2 separate regions of the Homo sapiens genome follow, and region 1 is linked to region 2. Evidence: read pairs that join two places in POLR2A ChIA-PET (ENCODE). Cell type or tissue: HCT116. All regions are shown on one strand. Each heading gives the region's core, and the rest is flanking DNA. Links, peaks and the distances in the headings are about the cores only.

What was found. ChIA-PET counts read pairs that join two places held together with the same protein. Peaks named below come from ENCODE experiments on the same cell type or tissue, not always from the same donor. Only the 100,000 strongest peaks of a DNase experiment are listed, where the experiment ranks them.
Region 1: POLR2A ChIA-PET joins it to region 2 with 7 read pairs; 6 of 35 experiments call an interaction of 5 or more read pairs at or near these places.

Annotation. Positions count from the first base shown.
Region 1 is chr6:149,700,222-149,710,217 of GRCh38, forward strand. It overlaps LATS1 (large tumor suppressor kinase 1), which reads right to left. Exons shown (of 8, transcript NM_004690.4): 2 at 1,558-2,045. The coding sequence starts at 1,905. Among named protein-coding and RNA genes, the nearest start is that of LATS1, 13 kb to the right of the region's middle. RefSeq lists an enhancer at 1,318-1,899. In HCT116, for the core only: no CTCF peak of the experiment used is centred there; a DNase peak (open chromatin) is centred at 4,730.
Region 2 is chr6:149,873,381-149,883,376 of GRCh38, forward strand. All of the region lies in intron 5 of RAET1E-LRP11 (RAET1E-LRP11 readthrough), which reads right to left. The region is part of intron 1 of RAET1E-AS1 (RAET1E antisense RNA 1); the gene reads left to right. RAET1E (retinoic acid early transcript 1E) reads right to left here. Exons shown (of 6, transcript NM_001394057.1): 6 at 9,799-9,996. It also overlaps the pseudogene CCT7P1. Among named protein-coding and RNA genes, the nearest start is that of LRP11, 14 kb to the left of the region's middle. In HCT116, for the core only: no CTCF peak of the experiment used is centred there; no DNase peak of the experiment used is centred there.

The sequences.
Region 1 (9,996 bases), core at 944-8,943, 170 kb before region 2:
TCCCAGCACTTTGGGAGGCCAAGGTGGGCTGATCACGAGGTCAGGAGTTCGAGACCAGCCTGGCCAACATGGTGAAACCCCATCTCTACTAAAAATACAAAAATAGCCAGGCGTCGTGGTGGGCGCCTATAGTCCCAGCTACTCGGGAGGCTGAGGCAGGAGAATTGCTTGAACCCGGGAGGCAGAGGTTGCAGAGAGCTGAGATCGCACCACTGCACTCCAGTTTGGGTGACTGAGCAAGGCTCCGTCTCAAAAAATATAAAAAATAAAACTTTTTTTTCCTTCTAGTTTAGTTGTAAATCTCCCTTTTCAAATCCTTTACTACAATGCATACTTAGGTTCTCATTTTTTAAATTAAATACAGATATATATGGAAATTCGGCCACCAAAAAAACACACAAAACAACAAAAAACAAACAGTGAAGGAATTTTAAGAGTAGTTATCTTTATACAGTGAAGCTAAATATAATTTTCAGTTTCTTCTTTACACTTTTAAATTGTTAACAGAAAATAGGTAATATTTTTGCAATCAGAAAAAACATTACTATAATTTTGAAAAATGTAATTAACTGTTTTTTTGAGATGGAGTTTCCCTCTTGTTGACCAGGCTGGAGTGCAATGGCGCGATCTCGGCTCACTGTAACCTCTGCCTCCCGGGTTCAAGAGATTATCCTGCTTCAGCCTCCCAGGTAGCTGGGATTACAGGCATGTGCCACTATGCCCAGCTAATTTGATATCTTTAGTAGAGACAGGGTTTCACCATGTTGGTTAGGCTGGTCTGGAACTCTTGACCTCAGATGATCCACCCACCTTGGCTTCCCAAAGGGCTGGGATTACAGGCGTGAGCCACTGCACCCGGCCTGGCCTAACTTTTGATTATTCACATTTACTTAAATTTTACATTGCCCATCTAAAATGACTCCTGACACCTAAAATATTCATGCTTACAAGGTATGTTATCATAAGAAGAAAATTCTATTAATAACCTAAATGAAATGATTAAATATATGGGTTATGAAAAAACTTCAAAATGAATTCTGAAGAGAAATATTAAAGACTTGGCAGTTAGCCTGAAGTGAAATTTTGTTAGTTTTTGTGAATTTAAGATTTGGGCCTGAGAACACAACTGCTTACACAAACTCTTAACTATAATTCTTTCTCCCTACTATAAAGTTAAATTTCATATCCTTGGAACTATCATTTCCCCAACAGCCACTTAGTTCACCAAGCTTGTATTTCACACAAACAGATGTCCTTCCCCTACCCTCACCTATGGCTTTCTTCAACTGCACTTCCATTATGACTTCATGATCTGGCCTTTTAAATTCCAGAAACTCCAGAATTTAGTGATACATATCACAGAAGAAACTAAAGAAATATTATTTTTAATAGTAATTAATGGAATTATAAACGTAACATTCTTTGCTGATAGAATACATAAATGTGTATACAGGGTTAAATTCTCCCAAAGGAAACATTTTGGCATGTTATCACCCAAAAAGTGTTATGTAGCATAAGGTAAGAAGAATCCTTTCTTTTGTCTTTAAACATTCTTACCTCATCAAATCCAGCAGCTTGCAAGTCTTGAAGCATTTGTGGATTAACTTCTGAAGTACTCCGAGAAGAATTTGTTTCATTTGCAAATGGAAGCAGAGAGTTTCGAATTTCCTGCAAGGCTTTATGATGCGTCCCAAATTTGGGTGGATTTCTGACTTGTCGAGGATCTTCGGTTGACATTTTACTCATGTTATGCTCAGCCTTAGCAGCATCAGATGGTTTAGATAAATTCCTAAGGGATTCCCGAATTTCTTGTAACATTTGCCGGCTACTGACAGTATAGTTACTGGCAGGAAAGGTCTTAGGCCTCATTTGTCTATATCCTTCTGGCTTTTCACTCCTCTTCATGAAAACATCTATATATGTAGCCCACACGAAGGACTTCTTTATTTGATAGATCCAGAGCTTTCTTCTGAGCAAAAGTGAAAATGATCCTTCAAGGAAGTCCCCAGGACTGTTAAAATTCTTTACAATATAAATAATTAACTCTGTAAAAGAAAGAAAGAAAGGAAAGCTATAAAGTGGTTAATACAGCAGTACCATGTATTAGAGGAAAAGTCCATTGATATAGGGGTTAAGAGATTCAGGTTATAGTTCTGACTCCATTAAGGATTACTCCGGGTTCAGGACAAGTTACTTAATCTCTCCATGCCTACTTCCTAGCCTATAACCTAGATTTACCTCAAATCGTAGCTATGATGATTTAAAAAAAAAAAAAAAGTTCCTTAGTAAGCATACCAAGCATTTATACAAATGCCAGGGATTATTAAGTGAACAATAAAACAGGTAACCTCTTATTAACAACTTCACCTAGAGGATCAAATTTTAAATTTTACAAATCAGACTTCAAGATTTCTTTAGAAGGGTATTGTTGCTTTAAATTTATTTTTATTTTTTTATTTTTATTTTTTGAGATGGAGTCTCACTCTGTCACCCAGACTGGAGTGCAGTGGTGCGATCTTGCCTCACTGCAAACTCTGCCTCCTGGGTTCAAGCAATTCTCCTGCCTCAGCCTCCCCAATAGCTGGGATTACAGGCACCCGCCACCACGCCCAGCTAACTTTTTTTGTATTTTTAGTAGAGAGGGGGTTTCGCCATGTTGGCCAGGCTGGTCTTGAACTCCTGACCTCATGATCCACCCACCTCAGCCTCCCAAAGTGCTGGGATTACAGGTGTGAGCCACCGTGCCCAGCCTTTTTTTTTTTGAGACAGAATCTTGCTCTACCACCCAGGCTAGAGTGCAGGAGTGTAGTGGTGCAACCTTGGCTCACTGCAACCTCCGCCTCTCAGGTTCAAGTGATTCTCATGCCTCAGCATCCCAAGTAGCTGTGATTACAGGTGTCTGCCACCACGCCCAGCTAATTTTTGTATCGTTTAGTAGAGATGGGGTTTCACTATGTTGGCCAGGCTGGTCTCGAACTCCTGGCCTCAAGTGATTCACCTGCCTTGGCCTCCCAAAGTGCTGGGATTGCAGGCTTGAGCCACTGCAATCCTCCACTTTAAAAAGATTTTTAAACCACTATTCCAGAAGGTCCCTTTATGCTTCAAAAACAGATGCCTGAGTTTATTTTCCAAGCTATGAACTAGGACTCTGATATGGTTTGGATCTGTGTCCCCACCAAATCTCATGTCGAACTTTAGTCCCCACTCTTGAAGGTGGGGTCTGGTGGGAGGTGGTTGGATCTTGTGGATGAATCTCATGAATGGCTTAGCTGGATATACAGTACTTCTCTGAGTACTAGAAAAGCACAGCACTTGTAATGGAAAGCAGCAACAAAAAATGAGATTCAAGTACTTGTTCAGGGGCCAGGCATGGTGGCTCAGGCCTATAATCACAACACTTGGGAGGCCAAGAAGGGAGGACTGCTTGAGCTCAGGAATTTGAGACCAGCCTGGGCAACATAGGGAGACCCTGTCTACATTAAAAAAAAAAATTACTTGTTCTGTTAATTAGTAGCAATGTGGACTTGGACATTTAATTCTCTGAAACTGACTCCTGAGACATAAAGTGGTTATCAACATCTAATAAATTGAACTAGGATTAAGAGGAACAATGCAACACAAGTAAAGGAATATACACACAAGTATGTGAAGATGTAGGCTGTTCCTCGCAACATCATTTATAACAGCAAAAGTTGACACCAGTCCAGATGTTCATCAGTGGAGGATTGTTCAAGTAATTCATAGTACATTTATATAATATACATCTAAGTCAAAAAGAATGATGCAGTTCTTTTTTTCTGAGATGGAGTTTCGCTCTTGTTCCCCAGGCTGGAGTGCAATGGCACGATCTTGGCTCACTGCAACCTCTACCTCCCGGGTTCAAGTGATTCTCCTGCCTCAGCCTCCCGAATAGCTGGGATTACAGGCATGCACCACCGTGCCCAGCTAATTTTGTATTTTTAGTAGAGACAGGATTTATCCATGTTGGTCAGGCTGGTCTCGGACTCCCGACCTCAGGTGATCCACCCACCTCAGCCTCCCAAAGTGCTGGGATTACAGGCGTGAGCCACTGTGGCCGGCAGAATGATGTAGTTCTATATAATGTACAGATATAAACAGATAAGTAAATGTATCCTAAGCAAAAAAAGCAAATTCACCATACTGTATACAAAACTAACCTATTTTCTGTTCTAAAATTAGATTACAATTTATTGCTGTGAAAATATGCTAAAAAAACACTTTAAATGGGTAAACTTAGGGGTTTTTTTTTTGTTTTTTTTTTTGAGACAGGGTCTCATTCTGTTGCTCAGGCTGGAGTACAGTGGTTTGATCACAGCTCACTGCAGCCTCAACCTCCTGTGCTCATCCTCCTGCCTAAGCCTCCCAAGTAGCTGGGAATGCAGGAACATGCCACCCTGTCCAGCTAAGTTGTTAATTTTTTGTAAAACAAAGTCTCCCTATGTTGCTCAGGCTGGTCTTGAACTCCTGGGTTCAAGTGCTCAGGTAAGCCTCCTGCCTCAGCCTCCCAAAGTGGTGGGATTATAGGCATGAGCCACCCCACCTAGCCTGAGTAAACTTTATAGTATATAAATTGTATGTTAATAAAGCTGTTAAAAATATACCCATTTTTAATTTTTTAAAATTTATATTTATAGAAATTAATTATACACACACACACACACACACACACACACACACACACACACAATTTGCAGCAGGCCTGAGACATGACGAAGCCCTGTAGCAGCCACTAGAGGTAGTTTCCTGATGACTTCACCTCATAAATCAGTGCTCTCATGGCACAATTGCTAAATTAGCTATGAATCAATCAAACTCTATTACAAGCAGCTCACATTTCTCCACTTTGAAAAAAAAAAAGATGAACTTTTTCATTGCCTGAAAATTGCACATATTCTATCTATAACATAATAATACATGAATAATATAATTATTTTGTAAATGAAATTAGGATGGACATACCATGTGCTTTTTATGAAGGAAGCTGGTCCCTAAAGCATTTTCTTTTCTAAGCTTTCCCAAAATATTAATTTAATAGCTTACTAATGAGTTTTTCTAAGCTTAACATTTAGCTCGCCAGTCTAAAGTTTGCAGAATTCACCTCTGGCCCTTTCTAAAAGTGAAGATACTTTCTATATTAGGTCTTCTGAAACCTACCATTTCTCCATGATCAAGGATTAACACTGTTGTGGAATCTTACATGTCAGTTCTTTTAGTATCTGGATTGCAATTCATTTATAGGATCTAGGTATTCTTTCAATATCTCACTTACTTTGGGTTTCAACTCTAAGTTAATCATCACTTTATTATTATTGTTATTTTACCATTTCCAAGATCATTCTGACAGAGAGAGAGAGAGAAAAAAAAAAGAAAAAAAGAAAAGAAACATAGTTTTGCTTCTGTCAAAATATTTGCTTCCATTTCCCTATAATGGGACCTGGTCACCAGTAGGTAGCGCAAAAATATTTGAACTTACAAATGCAGGTAACTTGCCCCTTCTTTCTGCTGTTAAAAAAATACAGCATGCATCCTTATTGAAAAATTCAAGTATTTATATAAATATATACAGTAGGAAAAAGTAGAAGTCCCTCATAATTCACCTTCCTCAAGAGTGAGAATCACTGTAGCGGGCTGAATAATGGCCTCTCAAAAGATATTCCTGAGCCAGGCACAGTGGCTCACTCCTATAATCCCAGCACTTTGGGAGGCCAAGGCGGGTGGATCACCTGAGGTCGGGAGTTTGAGACCAGCCTGACCAACATGGAGAAACCCCGTCTCTACTAAAAATACAAAATTAGCTGGGTGTGGTGGCACATGCCTGTAATCTCAGCTACTCGGGAGGCTAAGGCAGGAGAATCGCTTGAACCCGGGAGGTGGAGGTTGTGGTGAGCCGAGATCGTGCCATTGCACTCCAGCCTGGGCAACAAGAGCGAAACCCGGTCGCAAAAAAAAAAAAAAAAAAAAAAAAAAAAAAAAAAAAAAAAAGATATTCCTGGCTTATGCCTGTAATCCCAACACTTTGGGAGGCCAAAGTGGGAGGATCACTTGAGCTCAGGAGTTCAAGACCAGCCTGGGTGGGCAACATGGCAAAACCCCGTCTCCACAAATACTGCAAAAAATGAGCTGAGTGTGGCAGTGTGTGTGACTGTGGTACCAGCTGCTCAGGTGACTGAGGTGGGAGGATCACTTGAGCCCAGGAGGTAGAGGCTACAGTGAGCCATGACTGTACCACTGCACTCCAGCCTAGGAGAGACAGTGAGACCCTGTCTCAAAAAAAAAAAGATATTCCCCTTCCTAATCTTCTCTGGAACTTGTAAATGTTATCTTATTTGGAAAAAGGGATGCTGCAGATGTGATTAAGGATTCTGAGATTAAGTTATTGTCATGGATTAACAGAGTAAGTCCCACATGCAATTACAAGTGTCCTTTTGAGAGGCAGAAGGAGGTCTGATTCACACAGAAAAAGGAAGGCAATGTGATGATGAAGTCAGAAGCCAAGGATGACAGCAGCCAACAGAAGCTGGAAGTGGCAAGGGACAGCTTCTCTCCTAGAGCCTCTGGAAGAAAACTGGCCTTGCTAATGCCTTGATTTTAGACGTCTGGCCTCCAGAACTGTGAGAGGATAAATTTATGTTGTTTTAAGCCACCAGGTTTATAGTGATTTGTTACATAAGACACAGGAAACTAATAATAATCACTATTAATACTGAATATTCTAACATATACTACTATTAACCAAAATGGGATCATAATACACAAAACTGGACATCTCTTTTTTTTTTTTTTTTTTTTTGAAGATGGAGTCTCGCTCTGTTGCCCAGGCTGGAGTGCAGTGGGGTGATCTTGGCTCACTGCAACCTCTGCCTCCCTGGTTCAAGCAATTTTCCTGCCTCAGCCTCCTGAGTAGCCGAGATCACAGGTGTGTACCACCACGCCAGGCTAATTTTTGTATTTTTAGTAGAGATGGGGTTTCACCATGTAGGTCAGGCTGGTCTCGAACTCCTGACCTCGTGATCTGCCCGCCTTGGCCTCCCAAAGTGCTGGGATTACAGGTATGAGCCACTGTGCCCGGCCGGACATCTCATTCTTTTACATAATCATGGGGAATTATGAGAAGACAATGGGGTCTGGGGGTTTACGCCTGTAATCCCAATACTTTCAGAGGCCCAGGTGGGAGGATCACTTGAGGCAAGGAATTCAAGACAAGAAGAGAATGTATTGTTGCCCAAATTTATCTTATCTTACCTTTTCCCCCCATAACATTTCATGAGATTTACATTCCATGTAGTATACATTAGAAAACGCTGGACCAGAGAAATTCATTCTCTAGTCCTATAGGCTGATGTAACTCCTAACATTGAGTGCACAAAGGTCAGAGAAAGGACTGAGTTCTGGTATATGTGTAACAATGTGTTTTAGGTTTAAATAACTGAAAACTTATTTTAAGCATATTTCTATCATCTACATGTTGAAAATACTTGTGGATAAAATAAATAATGTCTGGAATTTATTTCAAAATAATTTGGTTGTGTGCTGAAGGGGTTGGGGATATAAATGAGACAGAAGTTTTCATTTGTTGAAAACTGTTGTAGCTGAGTAATGGGTATATGAGGGTTCACTGTACTAGTCTCTTTCTTCTTATTATTTATTTTTTAGAGACAGGGGCTCACCATGTTGCCCAGGCTAGTCTTGAACTCCTGGCATCAAGCAATCCTACTGCCTTGGCCTTTCTCTTTACTTTTGTGTATTCTTGAAGTTTTCCAAAATAGAGAGTTAAAAAAGAAAAAAAAAGGAAAGGAAATGACTGGATCCTAGAATGGTTCTGCTACAAATTCTTATTTAAATACATGCAATTAAAATACACAGGATTCATTTTAAAGAAACTATTATTTCCATGAAACAATGTCACTTCATTTATCAGGGGAAATAACAGAAGCATTACATTTGAATATTCATTTCAATTTTAATTGTACAAGACCACCCTGGTCAATATGGTGAAACCCCGTCTCTACTAAAAACACAAAAATTAGCCGAGCGTGGTGGCAGGCACCTGTAGTCCCAGCTACTCGGAAGGCTGAGGCAGGAGAATCGCTTGAACCACAGAGGCAGAGGTTGCAGTGAGCCGAGACTGCACCACTGCACTCCAGCCTGGGCGACAGAGCGAGACTGGATCTCAAAAAAAAAAAAAAAAAAAATTTCAATTGTAAGATAATCTAAATCTTCTGATCTCAAAAACGCTGAAATGGAGGAATTGTGTATATCTTTAGCCAATTGCTTTTGGTAAATATATTCTGGCAGAGACTATATTCACATACAGTACTCGACTCCATTTCCCAGATTTGGCCAAAGCTGGATGAGCAGATGTAACATATCTCAATTCTGGACTGAGGCAGTTAAAAGTCACTTTGCTTCGGTTTTCCTGCTTTAATGACAATGTAGGTTACATTCTGAGATGGTGGCTTGACAATATGGAAGGAAGGTGGATCCCTAAGCCACTGGATGGAGAACCCTACTGACTCCCACTGAACTCTGAGCAAGAGAAACATTTCTGTTGTGTTAAGCCATTGATATTTGGGGATTTGTTACCACAAAACAGCCTAATAACATTGTGAAAATAGACAAAGACTGCCCAAATGGAAACAAACAAAGGCTATTTAATTAGATCTTACTATATAGGTAGGGAGTCAGCCACTGTCAACTTGTGCTTGGCAAAGATTCAAAGGCAAGCAGGGGAGTGGGAAATCTTTATACTAAAAAAAGGGGGAAGACATCAGGTATGCTCTGATTGTAGGTTGTTGGCATGGGAAACTGGAGGTGGGCTAACTGATGTAAACCAAAAATAAAATTCTAAGTCCTTCAACCATCTGAATGAACCCCTCCTCCCAGCCAAGAGCATTTGAAAGTTAACCTGAAAAACTAGTTCCAGCCATGATGGGAAGCGGAGTTTGGCCATACCTCATTATTCCCTCCTCCCTGTTGGAATTCAGGCACAGCTGACCAGCACTAACATTAAAACAAATCTTAAGACTGACAAAACAGACTCTCTGTAGCAATAAGATACCCAATTCCAGCCTGACTCTAGCATAGTATCACATGACAGATGGCAGGCCCTGAAAGAAATCCAAGTATTTGACCCCAAATTATGTTTCTTTGCCATATCTTCAAACAGTCCTGCAAAGCTGTCTCTTGTGCGGAAAATCTACATTCTGAAGTTAATTCCCTTCCTTTCTCAGGCCTTTTGCCTGATCCAGGAGAGAATCAACCCTGATAAGAAACATTTACAATGTATTATCTCTGAAGCCTGCCACCTGGAGGCTTCCTTTACATAATGGGAACTTTGGTCTCCACAACCCCTTACCTTGGCTCAGACATTCCTTCCTATTGATTCTATCTGCATAATGGGAACCCTGGTCTCCACAACCCCTTATCTTTTTTTTTTTTTTTTTTTTTTTTTTAGATGGAGTCTCACTCTGTTGCCCAGGTTGGAATGCAGTGGCTTGATCTTGGCTCACCACAATCTCCGCCTCCCGGTTTCAAGTGATTCTCCTGCCTCAGCCTCCTGAGTAGCTGGGATTACAGGCGTGCGCTACCATGCCTCGCTAATTTTTGTATTTTTAGTAGAGATGGGGTTTCACTATGTTGGCCAAGCTGGTCTTGAACTCCTGACCTCGTGATCCACCTGCCTCGGCCTCCCAAGGTGTTGGGATTACAGGCGTGAGCCACTGTGCCTGCCCACAACCCCTTATCTTAACCTAGATACTCCCTTCTATTGATTCTAGGTCTTTAGACAGTAACAACTCTTTCGACCAACTGCCAATCAGAAAATCTGTGAATCTACCTATGACCTGGAAGCCATCTGCTTCAAGGTGTCTTCCTTTCTGGACCTAACCAATGTACATCTTACATATACTGATTGATGTCTTATGTCTCCCTAAAATGTATAAAACCAAGCTGTAGTCTGATCACCTTGGGCACATG
Region 2 (9,996 bases), core at 1,208-9,207:
CCAGGCAGGTCTCAAACTCCTAGCCTGAAGCAATCCTCCTGCCTTAGCCCTCCAAAGTACTGGGATTACAGTTGTGAGCCACCATGTCTGGCCTACTGAATTTATTTATTAGTTCTAATGGTTTGGGGGAGTAGTTTTTAGAGTTTTCTATATATAAGATCATGTCATATGCAAACAAAGACAATTTAACTTGTTCCTTTCTCATCTGAATATTTTATTTTCTTCTCTTGCCTAATTGCTCTGGCTAGGATTTCTAATACTTTCTGGAATAGAAGCACTGAGAGTGGGCATTCTTGTCTTTTTCCTGATTTTTGGGGGAAAGCTTTCAGGTTTTCACCTTTGAGTATGACGTTAGCTGTGGGCTTGTTGTATACAGTCTTTATTATGTTGAGATACATTTCTTCTACATCTAATTTGTTGAGAGTTTTTTTATAAAAAGATGCTAAATTTTGTCAAATGCTTTTTCTGTGTCTGTTGAGATGATCATATAATTTTTATCCTTCATTATGTTAATATGGTGTGTCACATTTATTGCTTTGCATGTTGAACCATTCTTGCATCCCAGGGATAAATCCCACTTGATCGTGGTGTATGATCCTTTTAATGTGCTGTTGAATTCAGTTTGCTGGTATTTTGTTGAGAATGTTTGCATCTGTGATCACTGGGGATATTGGCCTGTAATTTTCTTTTCTTATATTTTTCTTATCTGGCTTTGGTGTGAGGGTAATGCTGCTCTTGTAAAAGGAGTTTGGAAGTGCTCCATCTCCTTCAATTTTTTGGAAGAGTTTGAGAAAAACAGATGTTATTTCTTCTTTAAATGTCTTGTAGAATTTACTGATGAAGCCATCTGACCCTGGCCTTTTCTTCCTGAGGAGATTTTTGATTGTTGATTCAATCTCCTTTCTCACTAATTGTCTATTCTGGTTTTCTTTCTTCATGATGCAGTCTTGATAGGTTATGTTTCTAGCAATTTATCCATTTCTTCTAGGTTACCCAATTTGTGGGTGCACAATTGTTTATAGTAGTCTCTCATGATCTTTTGTCTTTCTGTGATATCAATTGTGATGTCTTTCATTTATAATTTTAATCATTTGAGTCTTCTCTGTTTTTCTTCATTAGTCTACGTTTGTCAATTTTATCTTTCATAAAACCAACTCTTAGTTTCGTTTATCTCATCTATTGTTTTTCTAGTCTCAAATTCATCGATTATTTCTGCTTTAATTTTTATTATTTCCTTCCTTCTGCTGACTATCAACTTAGTTTGCTTTTTTTTTTCTAGTTCCTTGGGATTTAAAGTTACATTATTTGAGATCTTCCTTTTTTCTTTTGTTATTATTTATTTATTAGACTTAATGTTCTGCTGAATCTTTTTTAATCTAGGCATTTATTGCCGTAAATACCTGTCTTAGTCTGTTTTGTGCTGGTATAACAAATACCTGAGATTGGGTCATTTATAAATACCATAAATTTATTTTCTCACAATTCTAGAAACTGAGAAGTTTAAGATCAAGGCACTGGCATTTGGTGTCTAGTGATGGCCTTCTTGCTGCATCCCCACATGGTGGAAGGCAGAAGGACAAGCTAGCCAAATGGCACATGAAACCTCTTTTATAAGAGTAGTAATCCCATCGAGGTGGGAGGAGCCCTCGTGACCTAATCAACTCTTAAAGGCCCACCTCTTAACACTATCACAGTGGTAACACCTGAATTTTGGAGAGAACACATCTAGACAATAGCAACATCCTTCTTAGAACTGCTTTTGCTGCATTACATAAGTGTTAGCATGTTGTGGTTCCATTTTGTTTGTCTCAAGATACTTTTTGCTCACCTGGCTTTGTATCCTCTATAAACTGATGATCCTGCCTTCTATGTCTTCATCCAAGAAATCCATGTAAAATATGGACTATGAGAAGGCCAAGGTGAGAGCCTTGAGACACTTCATTAAAGGCTTATGCCAACATTGATATCAATTCATTAATTTGAATCCTCTAACTATGATTATTAGGTTATTTTATTTTAATTTTTTTTTGAGATGGAGTTTCGCTCTTGTTGCCTAGGTGTACAATGGCATAATCTCATCTCACAGCAACCTCCGCCTCCCGGGTTCAAGCAATTCTCCTGCTTTAGCCTCCCCAAAGTAGCTGGGATTACAGACATGCGCCACTATGCCAGGCTAATTTTGTATTTTTAGTAGAGACAGGGTTCTCCATGTTGGTCAGGCTGGTCTCAAACTCCCGACCTCAGGTGATCCGCCCGCCTCGGCCTCCCAGAGTGCTGGGATTACAGGCATGAGTCACCGTGCCCGGCGATTATTAGTTTATTAATCCACCCAGTTGCCCTTATCCAGCCCATGTATTTCCATCTTCTCCACAAACATATGCAAAATTGTTGAAAATCTTGGAGTTGAGGTTATTGTATTCTCATACTTGCCAATTTATAACAGCAATTTAAAAAATAAAAATATACCGGGGAATTTAGTAAGCAATTTAAGGTTCTGATGAGCATCGTTTTTTTTGTCAGAATTTTCCAAATAGGCCCTCAAAAACTGTTGCTAGAATCTTGTACAGGATTGATATTGGACTGGTATCGTCTTTGCAAAATAAACTATACTCCCCTCTTGACGTTTGTTATCTTTTGCCCATTTCTGTAGTCTAGACACCTTTGATAATGTCCATAATCTCTCAAAGGTCACAAACAATGGTCCAGTCCTCTCATTTGCAAATTGGTATCTGGGACTGTCATTCATGTAGATCAGGAAACCTGGGCTCACCGAGAGCAGTTAGGACTCCCTGATGTTCGTTCCTCCCCTAACTAGTGTTTGTTCTCCCTGGTTAGTCTGAAAATCATTCCCTTTGCCAAAAAAGAAATACTCAATGCCCAAGCACCTAAGTTTCCATGGCACCTATAAAATACTGGAAGCTGACAGTATTTCTGATTGAATAGGTGATAGGAAAGGGGTAGGGGCCAGACACTGGAGAGGACTGGAGAGAAAGAAAGAAAACTGTTTCTCTTTTCAGATGACATGAATGACTGTGCACGTAGTAAAGCTTTGTCTGCTATATCCAACATCTGGATTAGTTCAGAGTTTGTTTTTATTGACTGCTTTTTTTTCTTGAGCAACATTTTCTTGCTACTTTGCAGGTTGCACTGATGATTTTTGCTTTTTAAAGAAAACAAAACTAAAACAACCATTCCAAAGATTAATAGTTTAAAACAACAACCGTTTTATGGGTTCTTATAGATTCTGTGGGTCAGGAAATTTGGAGAGGGCACAATAACTATTGTCTGTCTCTGTTCCATGGCTGGAAAGACCAGAAAGTGGTGACTCAGTTCTTGGTGGAATGACATGGAGATTCCTTTACTAGCATGTCTGATGCCTGGGTTAAGATGATTTGATGTCTAGGCCCACTGACTTTACTACCCACATGTGGCTTGGCTTTCTCACACCATTGGCCTGAGTGGTCTGACCTAAACATCTTCCAAAAGGCCTCACATCCCAACACTGTTGCATTGCGGATTAAGTTTCTGACACATGAATTTTGGGGGACACATTCAGACTATAGCACCCACCGAGAATCAAGGGGAAAAGGCAGAGATTCTACCTCTTGATGGGAAGTGTGTCAAAGAATTGGCAGCCATTTTACAAAACCACCATACTGTCCAGAGATTTTTCATTATTATATCTTGACTATTATTGATGACACGTTGTAGAAACTCTGGATTCTGTTGTTTTCCTCTGAACTGTGTTGATTTTTGTTCCAGTAGGCAATTCAATGACCTGTTAACCATCTTGAACTTTAGAAGGCTTGGTTTTATGCTCTATTAGGTAGATCTGTGGAAAGTCCACGCAGTTCCTATGACCTTCTAAATGCAACTTCAAAACTCTGTCTCCCCTGCTCATCTTGACAGGGATTGATTTTAAGCTTTGTTGGGTAGATCTCACTCTGGGACGTGACCCTTATTTCTAAGCTATGGCCTTAGGATGTTCATGGTGTTAATAAAGTATTAACAACATCTCTCCTCTCTGGCTGGGCTGGCCCCCAATGTCCTGCAACATGTCTCTGCCTCTACTATCTCTGTTTCAACCCCATAGCAGTGGTTCTCTGGCAAACTTCAGGAGGTCTCACTCTGAGCAAGCACTACTCGGCCAAGGACTTCCCCCACAGACTTCTGCCCCTCCTCTCCACTTGGCAATCCCCTCTTTGGTGACCTGTCCTGCAAATTCCAGTCACTTTAGCTGCCCCAATCTCTGATCTCTGCCTTCTATGCTAGTGAGGCCCCTGTGCTGTGTTTGGACTTCAGCTCATAGCACCATGGGGAACTGTCCCCGGCAGACAGTTGTAGGGCTCACCATGGGAATGTCCCCTCTCTCAAGGATAGCAGTCTTGCACTGTCTGTTGTCCACTGCCTGACAATAGCTGCCTATTTTCTTTATTCCTGGGATGCAAGGTGGTTTAACATATGCAAAGTAATAAATATGATTCACCACATCAGCAGAATTGAAAGCAAAAACCATATGATCATCTCAGTAGATGCAGAAAAAGCTTTCAATAAAATCCAACATACCTTCATGGCAAAAACTCTCAACAAACTAGTCACTGAAGGAACATACCTCAAAATAATAAGAGCTGTCTGTGACAAACCCACAGCCAACATCATACTGAATGGGCAAAAGCTGGAAACATTCCCCTTAAGAACAGCAACAAGACAAGGATGCCCACTCTCACCACTTCTATTCAACATAGTACTGGCAGTCCCAGCCACAGCAGTCAGGCAAGAGAAACAAAGAAAAGACATCCAAATAGGAAAAGAAGTCAAGCTGTCACTCTTCACTGTCGACATGATAGTAACTAGAAAACCTTAAAGACTCTGCCACGAGGCTCCTAGAACTGGTAAATGATTTCAGTAAAGTTTCAGGATACAAAATCAATGTATACAAATTAGTTATTCCATACACCAATAATGTCCAAGCTGAGAGCCAAATCAAGAATGCAGTCCCATTTACAACACACACACACAGACACACGCACACACACACCCCTAGAAGTATATCTAACCAAGGAGATGAAAGATCTCTACAGGGATAACTACAAAATCCTGCTGAAAGAAATCATAGATGACACAAGCAAATGGAAGAACGTTCCATGCTCACAGGTTGGAAGAATCAGTACCATTAAAATGGCCATACTGCCCGAAGCAATCTACAGATTCAATGCTATTCCTATCAAACTTCCAATGTTATTTTTCACACAATTAGAAAAAACTATTCTAAAATTCATATGGAACTGAAAAACAGCCCCATTAGCCAAAGCAATCCTAAGCCAAAAAAAAAAAAAAAAAAAAAAAAGGGAGAGGCATCACATCACCTGACTTCAATCACATCACCTGACTTCAAGCTATCCTATAAGGCTACAGTAACCAAAACAACATGGTACTAGTACATAGTGAGAACATGAAGTATTTGGTTTTCTGTTCCTGCATAATTCACTTAGGATAATGGCTGGAACAGAAAACCCAGAAATAAAGCTGCACATCTGCAGCCATCTGATCTTTGACAAAACTGACACAAATAAGCAATGGGAAAAGGTATTCCCTATTCAATAAATGGTGCTGGGATAGCTGGCTATTTATATGCAGAAAAATGAAACTGGACCCTTAACTTTCACTATATACAAAAATCAACTCAAGATGGATTGAATATTTATTTATTTTTTATTTTTTGAGAAGGAGTCTCGCTCTTGTCACCCAGGCTGGAGTGCAGTGGCATGATCTCAGCTCACTGCAACCTCTGCCTCCTGGGTTCAAGCGATTCTCCTGCCTCAGTCTCTCGAGTAGCTGGGATTACAGTTACCTGCCACCACACCCAACTAATTTTTGTATTTTTAGTAGAGACTGGGTTTCACCATGTTGCCCAGGCTGGTCTCGAACACCTGACCTCAGGGGATCCACCTGCCTCAGCCTCCTAAAGTACTGGGATTGCAGTTGAGGGTCACCACACCCAGCCAGATTGAAGATTTAAATATATGACCTCAAACTATAAGAATCCTAAAAGAAATTTTCAGAAATACCATTCTGGACATTGGCCTTGGGAAACAATTTATAACAAGTCCTCAAAAGCAATTGCGACAAAACCAAAAGTTGAAAAGTGAGACCTAATTAAACTAAAGAGCTTCTGCAGGGGAAAAAAAAAAAAAAAAAAAAAAACTATCAACAGAGTAAACAGGCAGCCTACAGAATGGGAGAAAATATTTGCAAACTATGCAGCCAACAAAGGTCTAATATCCAGAATCTGTAAGAAACTTAAACAATTCAACAAGCAAAAACCAAATAACCCCATGAAAAAGTGGGCAAAGAACAGGAACAGACACTTCTCAAAAGAAGACATACTAAGTGTCCAACAAACATGAAAAAATTCTCAGCATCACTAATCATCAGAGAAATGCAAAACAAAACTACAGTGAGATACCATCTCACACCAGCCTGAATGGTGATTATTAAAAAGTCAAAAATTAGGTGGATTGCTGGGCGGACCCGTCACGGAGAAGAGAGGAGAGTCGCGGGCCACTGAATAAGCTTCCAAAATGATGCCCACACTAGTTATCCTGTTGAAAGAGGGGACTGATAGCTCCCAAGGCATCCCCCAGCTTGTGAATAACCTCAGTACCTGCCAGGTGATTGCCAAGGCTGTAAGAGCCACCCTGGGTGCCTGTGGCATGGACAAGCTTATTGTGGATGGCGGAGGCAAAGCAACAATATCTAACGATGTGGCCACAATTCTGAAACTTCTTCATGTTGTCCATCTTGCAGCAAAGACGTTAGTAGACATTGCCAAATCCCAAGACACTGAGGTCGGTGATGGCACCATCTCAGTGACCTTGCTGGCTGCAGAGTTTCTGAAGCAGGTGAAACTGCAGGTGAAGGATGGTTTACACCCTCAGCTCAACATTCGAGCTGTCTGCACAGCCACCCAGTTGGTAGTTAACACGATCAAAGAGATTGCTGTGACTGTGAAGAAGGCAGATAAAGTGGAGTAGAGGAAGCTGCTGGAGTAGTGTGCCAGGACCACTCTGAGCTCCAACTGATCTCACAGCAGAAAGCTTTCTTTGCTAAGATGGTGGTGGATGCAGTGATGACGTGTGATGATTTGCTGCAGCTTAAAATGATTGGAATCAAGAAGGTACAGGATGGAGCCCAGCTGGTGTTGCATTTAAGAAGACTTTCTCTTATGCTGGGTTTAAAATGCAACCCTCCCAAAAATACCAAAATCCCTAGATTGCCCTTTTGAATGTTGAGCTCGAGTTGAAAGCTGAGAAAGATAATGCTTAGATAAAAGTCCACACGGTTGAGGATTATCAGGCGATTGTTGATGCCGAGTGGAACATTCTCTATGACAAGTTAGAGAGGATCTATCATTTTGGAGCCAAAGTTGTCTTGTCTGAACTCCCCACTGGAGATGTGGCCGCCCAGTACTTTGCTGACAGGAACATGTTCTGTGCTGGCCAAGTACCTGAGGAGAATCTGAAGAGGACAATGATGGCCTGTGGAGGCTCAATCCAGACCAGTACGAATGCTTTCTTAGCAGATGTGCTGGGTCGACGCCAGGTGTTTGAAGAGACCCTGATTAAAGGTGAGAGGTACAACTTTTTTACTGGCTGCCTCAAAGCCAAGACAGGCACCTTCATCCTCCATGGTGGTAGTGAGCAGTTTATTGAGGAGACAGAGCGGTCCCTGTGTGATGCCATCATGATCATCAGGAGGGCCATCGGGAATGAGTCAGTGGTGGCTGGTGGCAGGGCCATTGAGAGGGAGTTCTCCAAGTACCTCCAGGATTCCTCAAAGACTATTCCAGGAAAACAACAGCTGTTGATTGGGGCATATGCCAAGGCCTTGGAGATTGTCTCATTCCAGCTGTACAATAATGCTGGCTTTGGGGCCACAGAGATTCTCAACAAGCTGCAGGCATGGCATTCCCAGGGGCACGTGATATGAGGTGGACATCAACAACGAGGACATTGCTGACAACTTTGAGGCCTTCGTGTGGGAGCCAGCTTTGGTATGGATCAATGCCCTGGCAGTGGCCTCTTAGGCTGTGTGCCTGATTGTGTCTGTGGATGAAACCATCAAGAATCCGATTGACTGTGGATGCTCCCCCAGCAGCTAGCTGGGGCCGTGGTCGTGGCCGCCCCCATTGAGAGGCACCCCGCCTATCACATGACTGGCTGGCAGGCTGGCTGCAGGGTGTGCTTACTCTCCTTGGTTTGGTTAATAGACTTTACAAGGAAGGGGTAGTCACTGGCCCACTCTGTTCTCACTGGAGGCTATTTAAATAAAACTTGAGACTTTGGGGGGAAAAAGTAAAAAAATAGCATATGGGTGATGAGGCTATAGAGAAAAGGGAACACTTTACACTGCTGGTGAAAATGTGAAATAGTTTAGCCACTGCAGAAAGCAGTTCAGAGGTTTCTCAAAGAACTTAAAACAGAACTGCCATTTGACCAGCAATTTCACTACTGGGCATATACCCAAAGGAAAAGAAATCATTCTAGCGAAAAGACACACATGCTCACATGTTCATTGCAGCACTATTCACAACAGCAGACGTAGAATCAACCTAGGTGCCCATCAATTGTGGATTGGATAAGGGAAATGTGGCACATATACACCATGGAATACCATGCAGCCATAAAAAAGAACAAAATTGTGTCCTTTGGATCAACATGGATGCAACTGGAGGCCATTATCCTAAGTGAATTAATATAGGAACAGAAAACCAAATACTGCATGTTCTCATTCTTAAGTGGGAGCTAAGCTTTGGGTACACATGGACATAAAGATGGGAAGAGTAGACACTGGGGACTATGAGGAGGGGAGAGATGGAGGGGCGAGGACTAAAAACTGCCATTGAGTACTGTGCTGCTGCTCACTACATGAGATCATTCATATCTCAAACCTCAGTGTCACACAATATATCCATGTAACAAAACTGCACATGTACTCCCTGAATCTAAAATGTTAAAATTATAAAAAAGAGAAAACCAAAATTACATTAACATGTTTCTCTTACAATCCTGTTTTAAATATAACTAGAATTTTCTGTTACTGCATAGCTTTTTTCCTAGTTTGAAAATATAAAATAATAATGATAATAAAGAGGCCAGGCACAGAGGCTTATGCCTGTAATCCTAGCGATTTGGGAGGCTGAGGCAGGGGATCACCTGAGCCCAGGTGTTTGAGACCAGCCTAGGCAACATAGTGAAACGCCCATATCTATAAAAAAAATCTGAAAATTAGCTGGGTGGGATGGCTCATGCCTGTGGTCCCAGCAGTATGGGAGGCTGAAGCAGGAGGATCGTTTCAGCTTAGGAGTTCAAGGCTGTAGTGGGCTGCGTTCACACCTCTGTACTCCAGCCTGGACAACAGAGCAAGACCCTGACTCAAAAAAAAAAAGACCCACAAAAAAAGCCCCCACCAAATCTATTGCAACATCAGTCAAAATTTTAGTTCTACTTATTAAATACAATTTTATTCTTATAGCAAGTATTTTAAAATTGTTATCTGTTTTTTTAAATATGTAAAATATCTTCTTGTCGAAGCGACAGGTGCTTTGAATTGTTACCTTTATGTTTGTTGAAACTATGAAGAAGAGATTAGGAAGACTTTAGGTTTAAAATGGAAGACAGATTACATATATTATATTCTTGTAAAACTATGAAAATAAAAATAAAGGAGTAAAAGTCAAAAAAATAGCTACCTATTTAATTCAGTTTCATGATCATAATAGAAGGGATAGTCTGAAAACAGAGTTGCAAATAAGTTTATAATTTGTAAAGATCTGATAAAAATTATCAGATGATAAGAATTTACAACCATATCATCACTGAGAATGGAGGAGAAAAAGAAAGATTTCCATATTACATTTATTTAGAAACATGTTTGGTGTGTCTATTTTAAAGTAAAATTAAAAAAAGTACACACACAATTTTTTTTTTTTTTTTG